3 separate regions of the Mus musculus genome follow, and all the other regions are linked to region 1. Evidence: chromatin contacts called from ENCODE Hi-C or POLR2A ChIA-PET data. All regions are on one chromosome and are shown on one strand. The core of a region is the stretch at or near the end of the contact, and the rest is flanking DNA. Distances in the headings are between cores, read along the strand shown.

What was found. A loop is a pair of places that touch in the nucleus more often than their neighbours do. ChIA-PET counts read pairs that join two places held with the same protein, here RNA polymerase II (POLR2A).
Region 2: a map of gastrocnemius shows a loop between it and region 1 (1.9-fold over the local background). The contact joins the promoter of Ackr3 here to the enhancer-like site in region 1. A Hi-C loop is called at or near these places in 1 of 37 maps with a recorded cell type or tissue (gastrocnemius). POLR2A ChIA-PET finds 5 or more read pairs at or near these places in 2 of 5 experiments (Patski and embryonic stem cell).
Region 3: a map of Patski shows a loop between it and region 1 (2.5-fold over the local background). The contact joins two enhancer-like sites. A Hi-C loop is called at or near these places in 1 of 37 maps with a recorded cell type or tissue (Patski). POLR2A ChIA-PET finds 5 or more read pairs at or near these places in 1 of 5 experiments (Patski).

The regions. Positions count from the first base shown.
Region 1 is chr1:90,422,833-90,425,551 of GRCm38, reverse strand. All of the region lies in intron 3 of Gm34992 (a long non-coding RNA gene), which reads right to left. Among named protein-coding and RNA genes, the nearest start is that of Gm28722, 80 kb to the left of the region's middle. Within about 2 kb of position 1,376, at least 1 of the 3 ENCODE cell types and tissues checked has a DNase peak (open chromatin) inside an H3K27ac peak, as active enhancers do.
Region 2 is chr1:90,202,663-90,205,381 of GRCm38, reverse strand. Ackr3 (atypical chemokine receptor 3) reads right to left here and starts at 1,402. Exons shown (of 2, transcript NM_007722.4): 1 at 1,295-1,402.
Region 3 is chr1:90,233,370-90,236,088 of GRCm38, reverse strand. No RefSeq gene overlaps it. Among named protein-coding and RNA genes, the nearest start is that of Gm34930, 13 kb to the left of the region's middle. Within about 2 kb of position 1,373, at least 1 of the 3 ENCODE cell types and tissues checked has a DNase peak (open chromatin) inside an H3K27ac peak, as active enhancers do.

The sequences.
Region 1 (2,719 bases), core at 127-2,626:
CCCAGGGACCTAGCAATGGCTTACATCATCATCTGCTGCCACTACCTGCCACTGACAGGTATGGGCACCATAGAAAATGATAGCTCACCACCCCAGCTAGCTCTCTGTATTCCCACACGTTCCAGGCAGGAGGTCTCTGTCTCTCTCTGTCTCTGTCTCTGTCTCTGTATCTCTCTCTGTCTCTCTGTCTCTGTCTCTCCCCGCCCCCCCTCATGGCTCTACTCCCCATCTGTCCACCTCTGCCTCTTTTCCAGGCCCTCACTCCTCTCCCTTCCACCAAAGAAACCCTCTTTATACCAGATCTGCTGCACATAGCATGGTTTCTCAGGAAGATACCTTGGCATGGGCCTGCTAGGCACCTCCTCATTATAATGCATAACAATGGTCACCAGCGCGCGCGCGCACACACACACACACACACACACACACACACACACACACACATACTCGCATATGCACACACATACACACCACATAATACACCCCCCCACACGCATGAAAATAATAGATCTTTTTTTAAAAAATAGGATCATTGATATAGTTTAGCTATTAAAGTGCTTGCTGCCAAGCCTGACCACCTGAGTTCAGTCCCCATAACCTATATCTGCATCTGCACACACATCTCTGGGAATGTGTGCATGTGCACATATAATCAATCAGTCAATTCATCAATGAAAAGAATGTTAACTAAAAATGACTATGCAATCTCAAGAGCATGGCGCTCATGTCTGCTCCTCTCCATCGGGAGCCTGGGGATGGGAACTAGTTAAGTCTCATGAGACCTGAGGTACTCTTTTCCGCGCAATGTTTCCATGACCTCACTCCCTTGCACTAGGCTCCACCTCTTAAAGGTCCCACCTCAAGCCAAAAACCTCCGGGGGAGACAAACCAGACAGAAGAAATAATAAACAGAGCTTACACAGTAGCCTGAGGGCTCAATTATCTACTCACTGGTGGTATGTGCAAGGCACCTGCTGCCCCAGTCACTGTGGCCCCTTTCCTTTCAAACACAGCAGAAGGTGTGGCTACTGTGGATGCCACAGAAGAGAATGGGGAGGCCACCAACTGGGAGCAATGGGGCCACTTCCAAAGGGCCACGCCTACATTCAGGGTTAAGGGTCTGGGTAGCCAGCTAAGAAGTCACAAGGAAACATAGATTCCCAAACACAGATGATTCCCATGGAAAAGAAGGGAGAGGCTGGAGCCTCTGCGCACGCTTGGCTGCTGGCTCCTCCCAGACTGTGCCCCGGCTGATTTTCCTGCTCCATTACCTCCTTTGACCTTCTCCCAGAGACTTTGGCAGCCCTGCTTGGTGGCTCTTAAGTGCAACCTTCCGTGACCTCTGTGTCACTTGAGATGTCACCATGGAGATTGCAGGACCTCCCTGGAGTTGACCTTTCCAATTCTTTCTCTGGTTTCCAGACCAGGGGCACCACCCCCAACACACATCCTCCTTCTACGGGATGTGGCCCGTAAGACGATGCGACTCTGGGGATGGGTGTCTCGGGGTGAGTTGTCTTGCTGACACGGTGAAAGTGACATCCTGACTCACGTATTGTCAGCTCCAGCAGACTTCAAGTTTAATTCCATGTAACTGAGGCTGGGGCAGACAACTGAAAACAGACAAATAGCAAGGCTGTTTCTTTCCTAAGTTTCTGTCAGCAAGTCCTCCCCAGGCCTGGTTGCTATTGTCATTTGCTTAGGCATTGACAGTATATCATAAATATGTATACATATCATATACATATATACATATAACACACAGGTGTACACACACAAACACATATTTTATTTTGTCTTCTAGAGAAATATTTCTCTGAATTCACCCTCAGTTGTTCGGCATAGTCATGGGCCCTGACGGTGGCATTTGCCTTATAAAAGCAGTGTCATTCAGCCAAGTGACAGTGACTGGGATGAGAACCAGGGAATACACACTTCTATTGATCCCTCGCCCTCTGACTTCTGAGTGCTCCTTCTACCCTATCCCTGCAAAAGCCCTCCTTCTACCTTGGGTCACGCTGTGTGTCGTTCATGCTTTTATTTTCTATTTTTGGATGCATTGCTATCTTGAGGGTCTTGTAGGGCAGAAGCTGCCCCTCCCAGGATTAGTTCAGTCCTAGAGACCGAGGACCTTGCAGATGTGCTCAGCATGTCCCGAAATGCACTCAAAATGGATCCCGAGTCTACCACCTAGCCACCACCTTCATCTACATCTTAGACACCACGACAGTATTGTCGTCCCCTCAAGCACCTCACAGAAGCAGAAGCAGAAGGAGTACACCAATTCCTTCTGGTGGCCCATTTTTTCTGTTTGCTTCCCCAATGAGTTATGTGACCCTGTGTGATGTGGCTGTCCTCTTACTCTTAGGAGGCGTAACAGACTGTTCACCCAAGAAAGAGTCTGTGTCATCTCCCTACCCCTGAAACATTCAATGTCTGACATGTTTCCCAGTTCAAGCCTGGTCCACTCCCAACACCAAGTAGGGGGAGGTGTAGAGATGTTTCAGAGCCTCTGCTGCAGCCCATTGTAGGGGGCTAGGTCAACAGCCATTGAGTTGTGAGAAGTGACCAAGGCAAGCCATTCCCAGCCATGCCAGGTGGTCAGCCCTGAGAAGCAGCTGTGACAAACCCTGGTGCTCCCCTGTCTCCAGTGTTGACTTCTCTTTCCTGCTAGTTCCTCACTGTCCCTTCCAGATGGAATAAAGCCACCTATCTGAGG
Region 2 (2,719 bases), core at 153-2,652, 220 kb after region 1:
GTGCACAGCTCCCGATCGAAACAGGGTTTTCATTTCATTTGGGGCAGGCTTCTATTCAGATGGGAGAAAGACGGGGACTTGGGGGCTTTATCCATTTACAATCTGCAACGAGCCAGGCACAAAAAAACAGAACCACCCCCATCCCTCCTTTCTGGTCCTATCCATTGAGCTCCACATTCTCCTGAACTAAATAAAGACCACAAAGCCAGCATCTGCTCCTTCAAAGAAAAACAAAGTTTCCATACTGGCCACAGCACAGACTGGGGTCTCAGGGATGCCACTAACCCAAGACACCTTTAAAAAGATGCTTGATCCTACCTCACATCGAAACAATTAATTAATCTGTTTGTGAGCAAATGAATGGAGAGACAGAGAGAGAAAGGGGAAGAGACAGCCAGTCTGCCTTTCACAGTGCCTCATTTTCCTAGTAGCTAGCAGCCAGGAGTCTTGGCTGACCAGGATCCCCTGACCTCAGAGTCTCCCTCACTCCCAGCCACCCAGTGAACCTTTATGCACCCTAACAAAAGTCAGCAACACTCACAGTTCACTTGGAGAGTAGATTTAAATTCAAATACTAGATTTCTTAGTGTCTGCTTTTTTTTTTTTTTGTCCCAATTGAAGTTGGACAACACTTTCTAGGAGAACAATAAATACTCAAAATTAGATTAGCAGGGGTGCCATGAAGAGATAAGATGAAGAGGAGCTAACATTCAATTTACAACTTCCAGAATTCAGGAGCTGTGAATTAATCCATCCCCACCCCCCAGAGCACGGAGTTTAAACTCATCCTAGACTCAGAATGCTCAGCCCAGTTGTCTGGTCCGCTGAAGGATGCCTCTGGGCATATCACATGCCTTTCTGGAAGTGCGCTTGTGGTTTTTACAGCCAATCTGATAACCAGAAGTAGGAGTGGGCAAACAGTGATGCCAAGCTCACCCCTAAGCTGGCTTTGGGCAACCTCAATGGGGCATCCCACATTCTCTGCAAAGTTTCCCTGCTTCCTGGAACTTAAGTACTCACAGAAACAAATCAGAGTCCAGTAGCAAACAAACATACACAGAGGTTTCCCTCCACAAATGACTGAACTCAGATCCCCCAAATCAGGAGCAGTAGCTTGCAATGCAGGCATGCAGCGTGCTTTGAGCTTTCCAATCCGGACCTGCAGGCTCTAAAGCCCCCAGCTCAGGGATCCAAGAGTTCTCAGAAAAAGCCCAGTTCTCGTAAGAACAGGAGTCCTGCCCCTTGCCGTAGTTGCTCGGCAAAGCTGTCGCAGAAGCAAGGCTTTCTTACTTACCTCAGGGCTTCCTGGGCTGTGGTTTGCCTTCCTGACGGTGAGCGCTGCAGGCTCCTTCAGTGCTGAGCAGTTTGTAGCAACTGAGATCTCTCAGGGCTCCGGACTTGCCTTTTATATACACTGCGGGAAAGTGCCTCTAGGTGGCAGTTTTGCAACCCTCGGCTCTCCTCCCGCCCCTCCTCTCCCACCACAGCGCGCAGGCATGCAGGCTTGTACAGGCGCACACGCCCTCCTGTAACCCTCTCTAGGTTGTTGTTTCCTGCACAAACACATTCTTGGGAGCCCTCAGATCCCTCCCTTTGCAAAGGCTAGATCCTATTGGGGGAAATGTCAGCAGAAGAAAAACCAAAAGAAGTCCTAGGACGTTCCAAAATGATAGAATATTGATCCAGTCTCAGGTATAGCTTTTAATAATCCCATGAGCACCGGGAGTTCCTTTGAATGCCTGTAGCTTCAGGGAAGACTTTGTTCCCAAGACAAATTACTCTGAACTTCTGAACTTCGATGTTGGTTTGTCAAGCTTGCTCTTTCTTTGTCGATGCCTCCTGGACAGAAGTCACATTTTGGAAAGGGGACGATTAATCGACCCTGTACCGCCATCACCCAGAAGTGAGGGAAAGTGCCTTTAGGTTGGATCCAGATTCTGCTGGAACTCTTACACAAAGTCCTTAAGGCCCTATTAAGACCGTGTTCCACGGAGTCGAGCAGTGCCAGTCACTGAAAAGGCCTTGTCGCAGGTGAGGTAGAGTCGTCATTGTGAGCTTAGCCAACTTTTATCGCAGTCCTCATCTTTATCAAAATCTACATTCTAATCGCGATGCACATTGCTAAGATTCCCTGTTTTGTTTTTTAAATGTGTCTCTTGCAATTCCCCATTTAGTAAAACTCAAGCACAAAATGACCCAATCTTTACTTTTAAAGCCGCGCCACTGTAACGCCTCCCCAAGTGCCCCCCACCCTCCAAAGGGCTGGTGGTCACTCTGCTCTCATGCCCCCCTGGGCCTCTGAAAGGCAGTTACAGCACCCACAGTTGAGGCGCGGGCTGTACGCAAAATCTGCCTTCACCAACACTTGCCGAGTCTATTTTCTAAGTCTCCGGAGAGTGACTGCTGAACACAGGAACCCGAGAACTTGGGGATCAGAGTCTCACGTAGGCTAGAGAGCTTCGGTCTAGGGAAAAACCTTAACAAAAGAAGTGGTTTGTTTAAACAGCCTTGCACTTTACTCCTGGCGGGGCAGATCCTGCTCAGTGAGCTCCTGAGGAGCACACCTGCTTTCCGGGCTGTGGGAGGGGTGTGTGTCTGCAAGGAGTAGTGTGAGATCTGGTGGGGGGTCATACGGCCTCCTGGGGAGTCTGTGACCTCAATGCAAGGGAGAGGCCCTGAGGCCTGTGGGCGGAGTCTGTGGCCCGGAGATGTGGTCTGT
Region 3 (2,719 bases), core at 124-2,623, 190 kb after region 1:
TTGTTTGCACTTAATTCCATCCAATGAAAACATTATTTCTCTAAACAGTTGTAATGGTTTGAGTGAGAAACGTCCCCTATAGGCGCATGTACTTGAACATTATTTGGTCCCTAGTTGGTGGTGATGTTGGTGGGGAGTTGTGGAAAGATACAGCCTTGCTAAAGGAAGTATGTTACTGGGGGGCGGGCTTTGATAGTTCATAACCTCTCCCCACTTCCTGTTTGATCTTCTGTGATCTGCCAGTGGATGGAAACATGAAATCTCTGATCTTCCTGTTCTGACCAGGTGCTGCCAAGCTTTCCATGGTGGACTCTCTGCCTGGAACTATCAATCAATCAATCAATCAATCAACCAATCAATCAATAAAATAAACCCCCTTCCTTTGAATGCCAGTTGCGTGTGTTTGTGCTGTTTTGTCACAGCAACAGAAATATAACACACACAGCACTGCACCCCCACCCCCACCCCACCCCTGTTAAGCTACTACCATCTACCTTTTTTACAGAGGAGGGTCTCCTCAGGGGACCGTCCTAAAGCGCTGACCCTGACCTGGAGCCTATGCCTTTGCTTGGGATCCCCATCAATCATCATGCTGACACTGTAGATTTCTGCTCTATGCACAGCCTCTGCCATATTTCCAGGAGGCTAGATGCTCTTATTATGCACAACTCATAAAAGTATATCATAACATGATGGAATTACGCATTCCAGTCATGGAGCTTTCCTCACAGGAAGGAGTAAGGAATGGGAACATTACATCCTTAGGTATCTCTAGAAAGCGGGGTATAAAGCAAGTAAGGAAAGAGATATAGCACAGCCCCAGAGGTACTGGTTTCTCAGAGGCCTATCAATCATTTCTGCTAGATTTGCCCATGGCATCAAAACCAGAGCATGTCAGTGGCATCTCCCAGCAGCCACGAGGGCTTCAGGAGAGGATGGTCAAACCCCAGGTTTCTCTCTCCTGTTCAGTTGCAGGATTGTCTGCCCAGGCACTGTATCACTGAAGCAAGCTAAGGGGCATCCAGGACAGGCTTATGGGCCAGGCAGTCCAGATCTACCATCTGGGGTTCATTAGCGAGTGATGTTTTAAGCTTCTAGTCACGCAGGGAAAAAGAACGCCGTGCATTGGAAATGTGGAGGTATTCAAATGTCAGCAAGGAGGCCCACCTCTAGGGACCAGGTTCTCTTGAAAGAAATGTTATTGCAGCAACAAATCTGTTTTTCTGCTGATTTCACCCCATTTCCACATTGCCGTCATCTAAGTTCACATTCAAAAGTGACGCAAGGCATGTGGCAATGTTTTTCCATGGGCGGGGCACCTGACTAATCACAAAACTATGTCTCCCTTCTCCTTACTCGGCCTGTGAGGTCAATGGAAGGACCTTTCAGCAAACCAGACTGGCCCAAGAACGTGGTCAAAGTCACACCGCTGAGACGTGACAGAGTGCCCTGTCCTGACTTCCTCCTTCCACAGTCCCTGAGTGTCCAAATGCTTCCAGGACAGACTGAATAATGTTCTCCCCAAATCCACACGCTGTGGGCCTAACCTTCAATTTGCTTGTGGCTCTGCACCTCCCATTTCCCCTGAAAGTTCCTGTAACCCAAATAAGCCCTGTGCCCAGAGTGAGTGAGCATCATAAAGAGATCAGACGTTACACTTCAGGGCATGCATAGAATAGATTGTTAGAGGGGAATTCATGGCGTGTCTTGCGTCTCTTCCCCACAAAAACAATACATTAAGCTCTCCATCCCTGGTCCCTAATGCCTCAGACTATGACCTCATTTAAGAAAATAAATCTTACCAATGTGATTAAAATCACTGAAGTAAGGTGGCCACTAATCCAGTATGATTGGCACTTTTGCAAGACAAGGGCTTTGTGAAAATAGAAACTGATTTCTATAGTCAATTTTCATTTCAATTGCCGCAGGCACCTTCTGCTGCCGGCTTGGACATGATGCACATTGTGACTGGAGGGAAATCCAGGCCAGTTTGAAGCTCTGTGCTTTGGGGGAAGAGATAGTGCCTGAAGCTTAACTTGGCCAAGGATGGATCCAAAATCATCATAGTCTCTTCACTGCACATAGAGACTCAAAAGAGAAGGCTCCCGGTTTCGTAAAAGTTGGGAGCCACGCTGGGGCACAAGCTCAGCCCTTCAGGCTTTGGCTGTTTTCAGCGGGCTATTCCATGGCTCAGTTAGTAGAGGTCACTGTGCCCTTCAACGGCTCCATGTTCCTATTAAGAGTTCATGCATTTCTGGGTGTTTTAAAAGCTTCCCAGATGAGCCACAGAGATGCGTCCTGGAGATGTTGCAGGCACAGCATTTTCATGGGGTTTTATATCATCAGATCCTTCTTCCAACATTTTAAATAAAGCCCTTGGGGAGGATAGGATGCCTGTTGGCTAATTAAACTCAGTAACAAGCCATTTGCCCTCTCTTGGGGCTTAGGAAGCCCCGGCTTTCCTGTGGAGGTCCTCCTTGATGTGCCACATGTCGGAAAAGAAAATTTAAGCACGTCTAATATCATTCTTTATCAGTTCTTAGGCCCCTTGGTGAAGGGAAGCTAAGTTCCCACACATGTTCAAAAAAAAACAAATCGGAATTAGGTCACATACCTGGACCCAAGTGACAGTGCCTAACTCGGGGCCTCAAGTCTCCTTCAGGTCTCTCTCCACTGTCTGACATCGTCTTCAGACACCTTTGATCTAGAGCAGTGCTTC